Regions from separate parts of the Mus musculus genome. Here region 2 is linked to region 1. Evidence: chromatin contacts called from ENCODE Hi-C data. All regions are on one chromosome and are shown on one strand. The core of a region is the stretch at or near the end of the contact, and the rest is flanking DNA. Distances in the headings are between cores, read along the strand shown. Region 1 holds the start of Cdrt4 (CMT1A duplicated region transcript 4). Region 2 holds the start of Gm46284 (a long non-coding RNA gene).

Region 1 (6,438 bases), core at 1,897-4,396:
CTGAGATAGCTGAGGAAGGCTTAGAAGAGCCTGGCTATTGAGCTAAAGCATATTAAAATAAGTTAATTCGTGTGTGTGTTTTATCCATGGATCTGAGGGAAGCTGGGCAGGACTGGTAGCATGGTCCACCCAGAGCTTAAAGCAGGGTAGCCAAAACTACACACTACATTGTAGGGATAATGTACTGTGTGTGAAGACACATCTCTATCTTTCTTTGCCTGCCTAAGGCACCCTCTGATTGGATAAAATAAAAAGCTGATGGCCTATAGCAAAGGCAGAAGTAGAAGGTGGGAATTCTGGGAAGAGATAGAAATTCTGGGAAAGAGTCAAGGGCACGAGACTCACCACCTGGACTCCAAGGAAGTCGGATGTATGAAACTGAGAGAGGTAACCAGCCATGTGGCCGAACGTAGATAGTATAAATGGGTTAAAATAAGTTACAAGCTAGTTGGGAACAAGCCTAACTTAAGGACTAAGCATTCGTTTATTAATAAATAACCCTCTGTGTTTATTATTCAGGAGTTGGGGGTGGGGTGGGGCTTAGAAAAGCACCAACAGTTACTCTTAGTTTTAAGCCAGCTGGTGAGGTCCATCTGGGTGTTGTCTTTATTCCAGGTAGCTCTTGAACTCAGCTATAACCAGTCTCCTGCTCTTGGATATTGGGTGCTCAAGACTTAAAGTATTCCCAAGAAAAGGCTGTGAAACAGTTGTGGGATTTATGTAAAATAACCAAGCAACAACGGGGGAAATCTATAGAAAAAAATTGTATTTTTTTCACATCTTCCAAACTTTGTATGAAATCTTGGGACAGCTGTGGACCTTCACAAGGGTGCTGGGAATTGAACCCTGGTCCTCTGCAAGAACACCAATCACCCCTAACCACCAAGCCATCTCTCCAGCCCTCATGTAAAGCTTTGGAAATATGTCTAGGGTCATTCTACTGTTTACATCATATGAGAGTTTGATTGTGTTAAGTTTAAAAGTGCTAAATAAAGCCTCTTGTGATCAATTTTAAAGTGTTTTTGAGTAGATAATGAATATACTCAATTCCTACTTAAGTAGGAATTGTTTGTTGGATAATGAGTAAGTGACCCATGGACAAATATTCACAAGTAACAGTACTTTATGAAGACAGCCTGACAGTATGAGAGCGGTTAGTCTCCTATGGTGCCCAACTTGCAAGTTTAACTGTATCACTAACTGTAGAAAAGAGCAGTGCTAAGCTGGCTGAACACTGCAGATCCTAAGTGCTTGGGAACAAGGAGGGTTTGGGATTTGGGATTTCTGACTTGGAAGTATTTGCATGCATCATGAGGTCTTGGGAATGAGTCTAAGCACAAAGTATGACTGTCCATATACATTGTATGAGGACAGCCTAAAGATAATTCTGTATATCTGCATTTTGACTGCATTTTAACTTTTCACATGAAGTCATGAGTCAAGTTCTCTCCTTGTAACATGTCTTCTCTCAAGAAGTTTCAAGTTTGGGAGCATTTCAAACTTCGGGTTAAGGATGGTCCACCTGTCTTAGTCACTCTTCTATTGCTGTGAAGAGACACCATTATAGGCAACTCTTATAAAAGAAAGGAGGCACCCAAAAGCCTCAGTAGAAGCATGTGGTGAGGCCACATACACAGCATCTGACTTGTGGGGAATTTGCTGCCCACAGAGGAAGGAAAAATGCATCTCCCTGCAGCCAGCAGCCAAAGGCCAGGCAAGCCCTGTGGGAGGCAAACAACTCAGGCTACAGATTTTCTTTTCTTGGTTTGGAGTCTGGCCAGGAGTGACATAGACATGGACCAGCTGAGTGTCATGGCCTCCTAAAGTACTTTGTGCATGGGCAGGCATCTCTCTAGCCTCTCCAGTGGTCTGTCTGTCCTAGGTCCTGTGCCATCTCACATGATCAGTATCTATACTATACTATACTATACTATACTATACTATACTATACTATCTATACTATACAAGCAACTGAGCGTCCTTTACTCTACAGGAGGCTTATGGATAGGGAGTTTGGAAGTTTTGGGGAATCCTATGACAGTTACCTCCCCATCTGTTGTACTTCCAACCAGATCTGTGCTAGACACAGGGATGCCCACCAACTTCCCCAGCCTGGCTGGCTCAACACAAATCCCGCCCTACCCAAAATCTGAGCCTCCCTGCACCTCTTCACATACACCTTCTCACAGGATTCGTACTTCCTCAATGCGAAAAGGGAGGAGCCTGTTAGAAACACTGAGTGAAGACACTCGAGGCTGGAAAGAAGGAGCTCGGTGAATCTGTGGTGTAGCTGATTCAGGCAAAAGCTGATGAAAGAGAAGGCACCACCACTGAGGAGGGACTAGAATCTAGAGGGAGGCAAGAATCCCAGCAGGTAAACAGAATAATCATAAGAGCTCTGCCTGGGCTTTGAGTTGGAGAAGCCAGCATTAGAAAATGGTGATGGTTCTGAGGAAGGCCAGGTACTTGCTTTGCAGACAGATCACGTGCTTGTTTGAGTCTCAGAAGTGCAGCTTCAGATCCCTTCTGGACAAGTTGAGGGTAAGCCTGAGAGCAGAGGAAAAGAAACATGGTCCCATCAAGAAACATTTGACATAAAATTGTGACTAGGGTTAGAGGATTAAAAGCAGAGCTCTCCAGTCTGTCTCCTAAGTGCCGTCCAATGTCTTTGAAGATAAAAATTCTCTCTCCAATTTCTCCCAAAGTACCTTGTTAATGCAACCAATTCTTTGTTTCCACTGCAGGTCTTGGAGCCAGACTATCATGTAGGGTGTGGCTGGGGAGAGGACCTAGTCATATGCACCATTATTGGCTTTCTAGTTGATCTTGGCACAAAGGATTTGAACTCCTGGACTCACTTGTCTTCAGAACTGGTCAGGTCTGGTTCAGAGTAATTTTGTTGGAAGTGAGATTCAAGCCGGTATCTTCTTCATTCTCTGAGTCTGAACACCCCGAATGAGGTCATTTATGCAGAGTGCCTGGTCTTGGACTCTCTGTCTAGGTCAAGGATGGGTTGCCCTAACATTCACCTTTAATGACTATGTCTTCGGCCAGTGAGCTCCCTGAGGAGAAGATTCAGGGCAGGGAAACCTGACAACTGCTGATGTCACAATGCCTCTACTCACCGTGACAGATGCCTGGCTACTGAACCACCTCAGGGGAGCAGCAAGACCATGGCTGACTGCAACAGACAGAGGACAACAAGGGATCTGGGACCTAGAGTTCAGGGGGCTGCAGGATACCAAAAATGATCTCTAGGCCAGAAAGCAGCCTCTCTGGGCTAGAAAGTAGCCAAGAGGTCCAGAAAAAGACGTGGAACCCCAGGAATTATTCAGGTACCATTGATGGGTCCCCTCCTTCCAAGTCAGACACTTGTGTTGACAAAGAGGGAAGGCTAGTCAGGAAGTCAAAGGTACACACCCAAACTCTATGGGTCATGCCCTTTTCAGGACAGTTCTTCCACTTGGTTAAAGGAGTTCAAGATCACAGTTCACATCACCTGTCACCTGAGACTATCCAACACACACTAATGTTTAAGGTCTACCCCTGGGTGTTTTGCCTGTATGTACATGTGAGGATGTCAGATCCCCTGGAACTAGAGTTATAGACAGTTGTAAACTGCTTCAGGGATGCTGAGAATCGAACCCGGGTCCTCTGAAAGAACAGCTAGTGCCCTTAATCACTGAGCCATCTCTCCAGCCTGAGGCTTACAGTTTATAACGATGGCCAAATGAGAGCCAAGTGTGGTGGTACACACCTTTGATCCTGCACTTGGAGTCAGACACAGCCGATCTCTCAGTTTGAAGTCAGTTTGATCTATATAGGGAAATCTAGGCCAGTCAGGGCTATACAACAGACTTTGTCACAAAAACAAAATGTCCAAATGACTGTCCTATATAGTCAGGGTTAACAATGTCATGTAAATATAAGTACATACCAAACCACACAAAAGCATCTATGTATGTATGTATTCCATGGAGGCTGGAGGTAAGGGCTTTTATCATTTAAAAAATATATTTTCTACTCATTTTAAAGTTTTTACTATTATACAAAGAAATGGGTTTATAATAGTGCTTTCATACACATACACATCTATATTTATATCTGTACATTTATATTTATATTGATACCTCATTATATTTTATTGTTCTTTGGAAGGGCATATACTAAGATATCCCACAGATGCATAACTAAGTCTTAACAAAATGGAGAACCTCCAAAATGTCCAATCAGGCCTAGCTCATGTCTTTATTACTAAGTATCTATAAGGTTAGACATGGTGCTATACATCTGTATGCCCAATACTCTGGAGGCAGAGACAGGAGGATTGCCATGAATTTGAGGCTTGCCTTGGCAACACAGTGTGTTCACCAACCAGAGCTATGTAGTTAGAGTTTGAGGCAAGCCTGAGCTACATAGAAGGGAATACTTCCTAATCCTCTATCCCCATCCCCAAAGATAATGAATCTAAAGGAAAAACAAAACAAAACAAAACAAAACAAAACCAAGAGCCAGCTACACATCCAAGAGAGTTTCTTCAAAGGATTAATTAATACCCAGGTTGATTATTTAGGAATTATTTAGAGAAAGGATCAAAAAACACTAAATACTGTTTTCTAATAGTGAGAAACCTTATGATTGACAAGGCACCTTAATATGTAGATCAGGATAGGGAAAGATGAGGGAGAAAAGACTCCCATCTCTACACATAAGGAGACCCACACTTGGGTTAGGTTAAGACAGAGTCTTGTACCCTACTTGAGGGCATGTTTATGTGGGTCCAGAACCTCAGGGTCCCCCAAAGACACATCTCCAGGTTGACAGCTTCTGTTTGTGTGCACTTAAGCTGAGCGTGAGTGTGAGAAGACTGGGAAGTGTTGCTGGCCAAGAGCCTGGGAAGTCAGAGCTCTGGGTTCAAATTCAGATGCTGCAGCTTGTCTGGGAGATGCTTCCAACTGGGTTGGGGTAGACAGGCCCTGGGGTATCCCTTCTTTCTTCCTGCTTGAAGATATAAAGCTGGGGCATCATCCAAGTGCCTGCCCTTTGGTGAGTGCTAAGCCTCCTGTCCTAGGACCTGCGCTGGGCAGGAAGAGGCCTCTCTTCTGAAATACAGAATAATCTGCAGGTCCCATGACACCTTCCCTCCCACGTGCAGACCTGAGATCTTCATTTCCTTCTGTGCTGTGAGCATCTGGGCTTGTGGTCATAGTGAATGGCCTTAAAATTCCCACCTTATCTTCTCCTAGCAAATGGATTAGTGTGTGTGGTGTGGTGTGGTGTGTGTGTATGTGTGTATTCCAGTGTGTGTCTGAATATGGGAGTTCTCTACCTGTCTCTGTGTATATGTGTTTGGTGTGTGTTGGGGTCTGTCCGTAGGTATTTCCGTTTCTGTATCTGTGTATATGTTGTGTGTTTCTAGGTGTGTGTTCATGTTTGTGTGTATCAGGATGTTGGGTGTGTATGATGGTTTGCCTGTGTATGCCCATCTACACTTTTAAAATAGTTCTGGAGACCACATGTTAGACAAGTGCTCTCCCACTGAGCTGAAACCTTGCTACGGTCTCACTAAGTTGGGCAGGAATCCTTCAACTCATACTGTAGTTCCCTTAGCCTTGAATTTGCAATCCTGCCTCAGTCTCCAGACCTGTGCCTGGGATGAAAGGTTGGTTCCCTTCTGAATTTTCCCTCAATGGCCATGCTCTCTGTTTAACTAGTAGCGTGCTATCGACGGGGCCCTGAGGATGGACAGCCGGCATGGAACCTTGCTTGATGACTTTGGCAAAGTTAGCAGGTGGTATCACCCATCCACTAGTGGGTTTTGGGCAGAGAACGGGAAAAAATGGAAAGAAAGCTTGGGATCAGGAGAACGCTTTAGAGGAGATGTGAGTCGAAGGGAGGGTTAAATGCAAAGGCATGGAAATGTTATTGAGAAAACCAGCGGAGAGGGGGCTGGGAGAAGATGAGGATCCTGGGTCAAGAGTGCAGGGAAAAGACACAGAAAATGGATGCTGGTAGCTTCTCCTTTGCCGAGGGCCCTTCCTCAGCCATAATTGGACAATACTGTAAGCTACAGGGCTGCCATTCTGGATAACTCCCATAATCCCAATAGCCCAAGAAGGGACAGAAACTCCTTAGAAAAGCAGCCAGTACTTTAGTAGACTGATGGCACAGAGCACACGCTTATGAATATTCATTCCCTCCTGGGTAACAAGGGCCAAGTTTAGGTCAGGAGGCAGCCTCTGCTTTTGAAAGGCTTAAGATCTCCTTGGGACACAGAGAAATGACTCTCTTAAACCTGCAGGCTTGCTTGGCCTGAGACTTTCAGTCCCCAACCTCCCAAATGCCACCTCCATTTTATCCCTATCCCCACACTCCCTGAGCATGCCACTAGAGAAAAATGAGGACAGTGAGGACAATGCCTTGTCTTAAGGTCACAGA
Region 2 (6,438 bases), core at 2,500-4,999, 47 kb after region 1:
GGCCCAGAGAGTGGCACTACTAGGTAGGATGTGTGGCCTTGTAGAGTAGGTATAGTCTTGTTGGAGGAAGTGTGTCACTGTTGAGGTGGGCTCTGAGACCTTCCTTCTAACTTTCTGGAAGTTGGTCTTTTCCTAGCTGCCTTCAGTACGAGAGTTAGAACTCTCAACTCCTGCAGTGCTATGCCTGCCTGGATGCTGCCATTCCTCCTGCCATAATGATAATGGACTGAACCTCTGAATTCGTAAGCCAACCCCAATTAAAATTTGTCCTTATAAGAATTGCCTTGATCATGGTGTCTGTCCACAGCAGTAAAACCCTAACTAAGAGTTTGGTTCCTGGAGTGGGGTATTGCTGTGATAGGCCTGACCACATTTCTCTTTGGAAGTCTAGGTTGGGATACTGGGGTCTGGCCATTTAGGGGCTTGAGCATCTCTTGCTATATTTCCAAGAAGAATTGTCCCAGGAAAGTGACTGCTGGGCAGGACTAGCTGGACATGTAAGAAATTTGTTGGTTATTGGTTGGAAGATGATCCTTAGCCTCAGTGACTTACAGTGTCCAATGCTTTGATGTGTCAACTGGTTCAGACTTTCCCAAGGGTTATGAGGACATGGACCAATGGGTCCATCTCTCCAAAGGATGCTGTGACTAAAGTCCTGGAGGTCCTGGAGTACCAAGACAAAGAGGAAGAGCTGCCTTTGATTTCACAGCCCACTAGCACACAGGTCCCATTACCCTAGGTATAGCCCTGAAATCTTGAGGTCTAGGAAAGCCCAGATCATACTTGTTGGGATTAACTTTGTTCATCTCTGATGTTTCCAGAAATAAGCATGGAGCCTTTCCAGGACCCTGACAACCATCTGGAGCAGTCAGGGCATGCATGAAGTGGAATGTGGATTATTTCCACGTAACCTCATCTGCTTGTTCAAACCAGGGAGGCCTGGAGTATCTCAGGTTACTCTGAGCACAGTTAATGGCAATCTTGAAGAAGGAACTGGCTTTCTTTGATGTCTCACAGTCTATAGCCACCTCTTATTTATCTCCTCCCTGTGTGCTGTGTTTTGCTTAGCAGAGTTGCTGCAGTGGTTCTTGTTGCTTTTGTAGTCTGTGTAAGAATCAGAACGCACACTTTCTTAGCCTATCTGTGTTGCTGGTAACTAAGGCCACATTCTGACACATTTCATTCAGATTTCATACAGATTCCTTGGCTTCCTGTGCACAATATGATATTGACCATTTGCAAATTCCGGGGTGGGGTGGGGCAGACAGTTGACCTTTAACCTCCACAAGCTGCTGATCGGATTTGCTTTGGACATCAAGCGGTTCTGCGTTCTGGAGTTTCCTTAGCTGTGGCCTGGGGGGAACATCTTAATGGAGATTAGGCCTGCCCCAATGAGAAGAGGCTGCAAGAATCTGCAGGGAAACTTCCAGAGCAGAGGTTCTGGTAGAGGTGTATACATTTGGGGGTTGCCTGAGCTCTCTAACTGGAACGAGAGATAGAGATGGGACCTGAGCGGATAGAGTAGATACTTTGTGAGCCATGCTGAAATGAAGTGGACGGAGCATGCCCAGTGTGCCTTTTAGTTTTTGCAGTCCAGGGTCCTTATGCAGGAGGGTTAATGTCACACAGTTATACAGCTTCCTCCTTTAGGATGTGCAGAACACAGCGAGCTCCTGAGCCAGAGGATTTCTGGGTCTTGTCAGGGCTCCTTCAAGGTAGCTAAGCAAACATGGGAAATAGAGGAGCCAGCATAGGGAAGAAACCTGCCCCCTGCACTGTTACTGACCATGCATCTGTGGAGATAAAGAACAAGGCTTAAATGCCCTAGCCCTCCAGCTGCTCCCTGTGTGAGTCAGCAACTGTAACAAAAAGATTACAAAGTGCTCTCTAAGCTTTGTCCAAGCCAACAGGGCCTTCTCCACCACTTGGTTCTGGCTTTAAGTTAGTTCCCACCCCTAGACTCTTAAGGAATCTGTTTGTTTGTACAGACCAAAGGACACTTTTTTTTTTTTTTTTTTTTTTAGAGCTTTCAAGTTATTTGTGGCAGATAGAGCACAGACTGAGAAAGCCACGGAAGGGCTGTGGGGGAGGGGGAAGGAGACAGATTTGATGGAAACTCAAAGCTGACTTTCTGTTTGTTGAAACACCTCTTCCTACTTCTTACCCCTCTCTGGCTCATATCTCTTTTATCTGGGACCCAGGGCCTTAGCCAACTACTTGGAAATCACAGGCTGACATTGCTAGATCTCTAGGGGGCATGGTTGGGTTTTTGGGAAGAGCCAGGAGGCAATATAGAACACCTGTATTGTGTCCGCACAGGGCCCTGACACTTGGCACACACTGTAGGGTGCTTGGCCACGTACTGCAGACATGGAACAAGAGGCAAATTAACTATGAAATTATGTTGCTTCCCGTAAAGGTTACAGACTACACTTGGAATTTCATCACCCCGTATTCTATGCCACCCCACACTCTGTACCTCACTCTAAGCATGGCTGACTTTTCCATGTAGAGCCTCCTTGTGGGTACACAAACTGAGTGTAGGTGGTATGACCTTGACTTTATATTCCAGAGGCAGTGAACATTCCCTCCCCACCTCTGGCATTTCTAGGTGGTTCTTTTACTGACTCATGCGCTTCCTGTCTCCATTCAACCTTTCAGCGACCCAGAGCGGCCCAACCCATTCTTTTCAGTAGAGAGAGGGACCTGAGATGTCGCAGGATTTCAGACAAGTTGGGAACTTGACTCCTGGCACTGTTTCTGCACATGGGCCAAGTGGGCAGATATTTTTTGTAGAGAACAGTCAGTTTGAGAGCCAGCAGCAGCTGGAGGGAAGTTGGTCTGAGTGTGGCTGACTCTTTATTTATACTTTTGCACACTGGAACCTGTGCATATTCACTTTACTGTTTAGAATCCTGAGACAAGCTTACTTTGGTAAGTGGGTGATAGTGGAAGTAAGAGAGCCTTGGTTGGTCCTCAAGTAGTTCAGTACCGAGTGTGGGGGTCACTTTTGAACTCAATACTTTGCCTGCTCTCAGATCACCTCAAATTTCTATCGGTGATAGTTCTGCTGGGTTTGGTCTGCAATTGCTGAGCCCAGGGTATATTGTTAAGCAGCTTTCCCCGAAACTCTTCTTCATGTGGTCAGATTGCTCTGTGCCTGTGGTCCCGTAGGTATTGAACAAGTCTGGCCACATTCTCCTGTGTTCCCTGGAGTGTGGTATGTGTACTGGGCCAGAATTGGTGCTCAAATATTGAGTAGGGAGTTTTTAAGAGCAAGCTCTAAGACTCAAAACAGAAAGTACCAAGAAGAGACTACTTCAGTGACAAGAGGTTAGTAAACACACATTTTTTTTTTTTTTTTTTTTGTAGGTGGGAATAGGCTGCCTTGCCGTAAACTCTACTCCTAGTCTTAATTCTATTATCTAAATAAGAATAATGGACACCTTTTATGTACTTTTTCTTTTAAGGTACTGGGAAAACAGAAGGAACATGAGACACAAAGTCATACATAAAACACATGGTTAGTCTGTCCCTTTAAAAAAACCTTTCAAGCCTTCATGAGGAGATTCCAAGCTTATTTTTCTTTCTCTAGCCTTTATCAGAAGGGACATAATTCCACAGCCCTAATGCAGCATGCTGACAGGCATCCTGCAAGTGCACACCAAGTGCTTGCTTGTGCCAGGCAGCGTGCCAGGGCCTTGGGTGGACATGGCAGACATGCAATTCTATTTTTGTGGTAGAGACAGACACTGGACACGCATACGGTCCGGGCAGCATAAGGAGTGCTTTGCAGAAGCAGGGGGCACTGTAAGAGTGGATTTGCCGAGGGCTCATGACCTCCCTTCCTCATGCAGAGGGGATGATGGGAGGAGGCAGGATTAGTCTCAGGACAGCTGCTCATAAAAGAGAGTGAGGTCATGTTGAAGCTGTGGCCAAATTGAATTTTCGTGGCTGGGTGAGTTTTTAAAACTTTGCAGAGCTGTCTTCAGTTTATATTCAGCCCCGGTTTCCGTGTTTGTTTCTGTAGCACCATGGAGCCGATCCCTAGTTCAGGCTGGCTTTTGGTGACAGCATCTCCCTTTCTGGTCCTAGTGACAACACGGAAGAAGTGCCAAGCGTTTGCCTGGTGGTCTGTCCTGGACAACTGGGCTGGACATTGACAAAGGAGACCTTGAGGACTCTTGAGCGTTCATGCCAGACCTGGGCAGGTGCCAGACCCCAGCCTCCAGCAGCCTTCAGATTCCAACCTCCATTTCCCTAGCTCTCTCATGCAGAAATGCCAGTTCTGGCCTTCATGTTTTCTCCCCGCAGCCTGCTTACTTTCCCAGATCTCTGTAGTGAGGGCATGGGCTGCATTTTAATCTTGACATTACTCTTTATTGTCATGGTTCTTTCCTTTTCCTCTGTCCCTTCCTCTCTTTCCTTTCTTCTTTCCCTTCCTCCTTATCTACTTCCTGCTTCCCCTTCATTCCCTTTTCTCTTTTTTCATTACCTTTTGATCTCCATTGGTGTGTGGGTGTGATTGATTGATTGCAAAATAAAATGATGCTGCTTGTAAGTAGCTGGTTTTCTTACAACCTGTGAATACAGATTCTGACCTCTGCAAACTTTCGGAGGGCATGCTCTTTTCATATGCAGTTATCAGGAGTAGGAGTCTTCATCCCAAGGACAGTGGGAAGTTCCCAAGCCTTTCCTGAAAAACTCTGAGGGATGCTTGCATAGTCCACAAAATTGTCTCGATGGCCACGTGTCAACCTGGCCACCAGTATCATCCCAGAAAAAGAATTATCTTCCTTTACTTTGACATAGCCATTGGGGCTCTTGCAGACTCCCAAAGCATAGCGCTGTGTAGGGCATAAAAGCCAAACCTTGAAGGCTTAGGGAGAAGAGCAGCAGAATGCTAGTTGCTGCACGACAGGGTGACTTTCAGGGGCCCACAACCTAAGCTTGATTTCTGTTCTGTACTGAAGGCCAGCTCCACTTTGAACATGGATCAGTACAGTACCCTGCAGTGCCTCTGTTAATCCTAGAGACAAAGCCTCCTGCAGCCCACTTTCTCCTACCAATAGCTTCCTGATTCTCTCCATCACAGACACAATGGCACTGGTAACACTGTCACTTTATTCTTCTGTTGTGTCTAGTTCTGTGGCCCGGAAAAGACAATGACAACATTCAGCAGGGTACTTCCTATTGCCTGCCTTGCCCCATCTAGCATAACAGAACAGCCAAGGCTTCATATCAGCTGAGCAGAGCAAAGGACTCTAACCTGGTCCTCTATCTACTTTATATCATGTCTAGATTATAAATATGACAAAGTGAAGATTATGTAAATGTTATTCTTCTGTGTGGTTGATGAATAATGACAATAAAAAGCTCTGTGTGTTCAATACTTTTTAAAACGTTCTTTAAAAATATTGTCAATCAAGTTTGTTGACTCTGGACACAGTACCTATGGATATGGAGGACTCTGCTTATATGGAAGGATACACAATATGTATAACTTTCTCACTTGTTGCCAGTACTGAAGGACAGCTACTGAGGGAAACCTGCTCTGAGATTCAGAGACCTACTGAAACACGCTACAACTCCCACAAGTAAAGAAAAGACGCCATCCTCCTAGACCTCAGCCTTTTTCAGTTAGATGCATGATCTCACAACATGGGTGCCATGATCTTCCCAATTCCAAAATCCTCACTCTGGATCCTCCTTAAGTTGGCAGATCACAGCCCCTCTGAAGAGGGCATGGTGCAGCCACCACCCAGGACACGTGCCCAGCAAGCAGCCATGGAATTCTGACCTGATTAGAAGTAGAACTCGCAGATATCAGTGTTGGCAGCTGTGGGGATGCTCCATGCAACTTGAAACATAGTGAACTGGCAGATTTGGGCTGCAGGCCCATGTGGGTGTGGGTGTGGGTGTGGGTGTGGGTGTCTCCCACCTTGAGGCTCAGGACTGACAAGGGAGTTGGATAAGGTGAATCGTGGGGCTACTGAGGCAGGGCTCTAGTTGAGACGTATCTGTTTCACATATCACTGTTTCGTATCAGAGTTCTGAATTGGACTGAACTAAAGGGATTTTGGTCATGAGCTGAAAATTGTTTCAATAAACATACACATTTACAGTGACATGAAGTAGGTGATGCGTTGTATAATCACCACATCGGCAGCTATGCCGGGACCTCTGAAAGGAGACACTTTTTCCCTTGGTGTGGAAGGGTAAGAAAGATTCTGTCTGGTGCGTGTGCCCAATGGAGACATTACACTTAGAAGAGCAGCACTGTGGGGCTGGAGAGATGACTCAGCAGTTAATAGCGTCGGATGCTCTTTGAGAATGCAGGTTAGATTTCCAGCAGTCACGTGGTGGCTTCCGACAGCAACCCTAGCTAACAACTCTGCAACTATGAGGTTCTCTTAGCTCAGTGTGTTGGCCACTATT

Evidence for each region. Hi-C counts contacts between places; a loop is a spot of excess contacts on that map.
Region 2: a map of mouse trophoblast stem cell shows a loop between it and region 1 (2.1-fold over the local background). The contact joins the enhancer-like site here to the promoter of Cdrt4 in region 1. A Hi-C loop is called at or near these places in 3 of 37 maps with a recorded cell type or tissue (T-helper 2 cell, mouse trophoblast stem cell and regulatory T cell).

What each region holds. Positions count from the first base shown.
Region 1 is chr11:62,948,047-62,954,484 of GRCm38, forward strand. Cdrt4 (CMT1A duplicated region transcript 4) reads left to right here and starts at 3,147. Exons shown (of 2, transcript NM_025496.1): 1 at 3,147-3,335. The coding sequence starts at 3,248. Cdrt4os2 (a long non-coding RNA gene) reads right to left here and starts at 3,333. Exons shown (of 2, transcript XR_388729.3): 1 at 2,709-3,333; 2 at 752-2,547.
Region 2 is chr11:62,994,011-63,000,448 of GRCm38, forward strand. All of the region lies in intron 2 of Cdrt4os1 (CMT1A duplicated region transcript 4, opposite strand 1), which reads right to left. Gm46284 (a long non-coding RNA gene) reads left to right here and starts at 316. Exons shown (of 2, transcript XR_001780234.1): 1 at 316-3,958; 2 at 4,096-6,130. Within about 2 kb of position 3,750, at least 3 of the 3 ENCODE cell types and tissues checked have a DNase peak (open chromatin) inside an H3K27ac peak, as active enhancers do.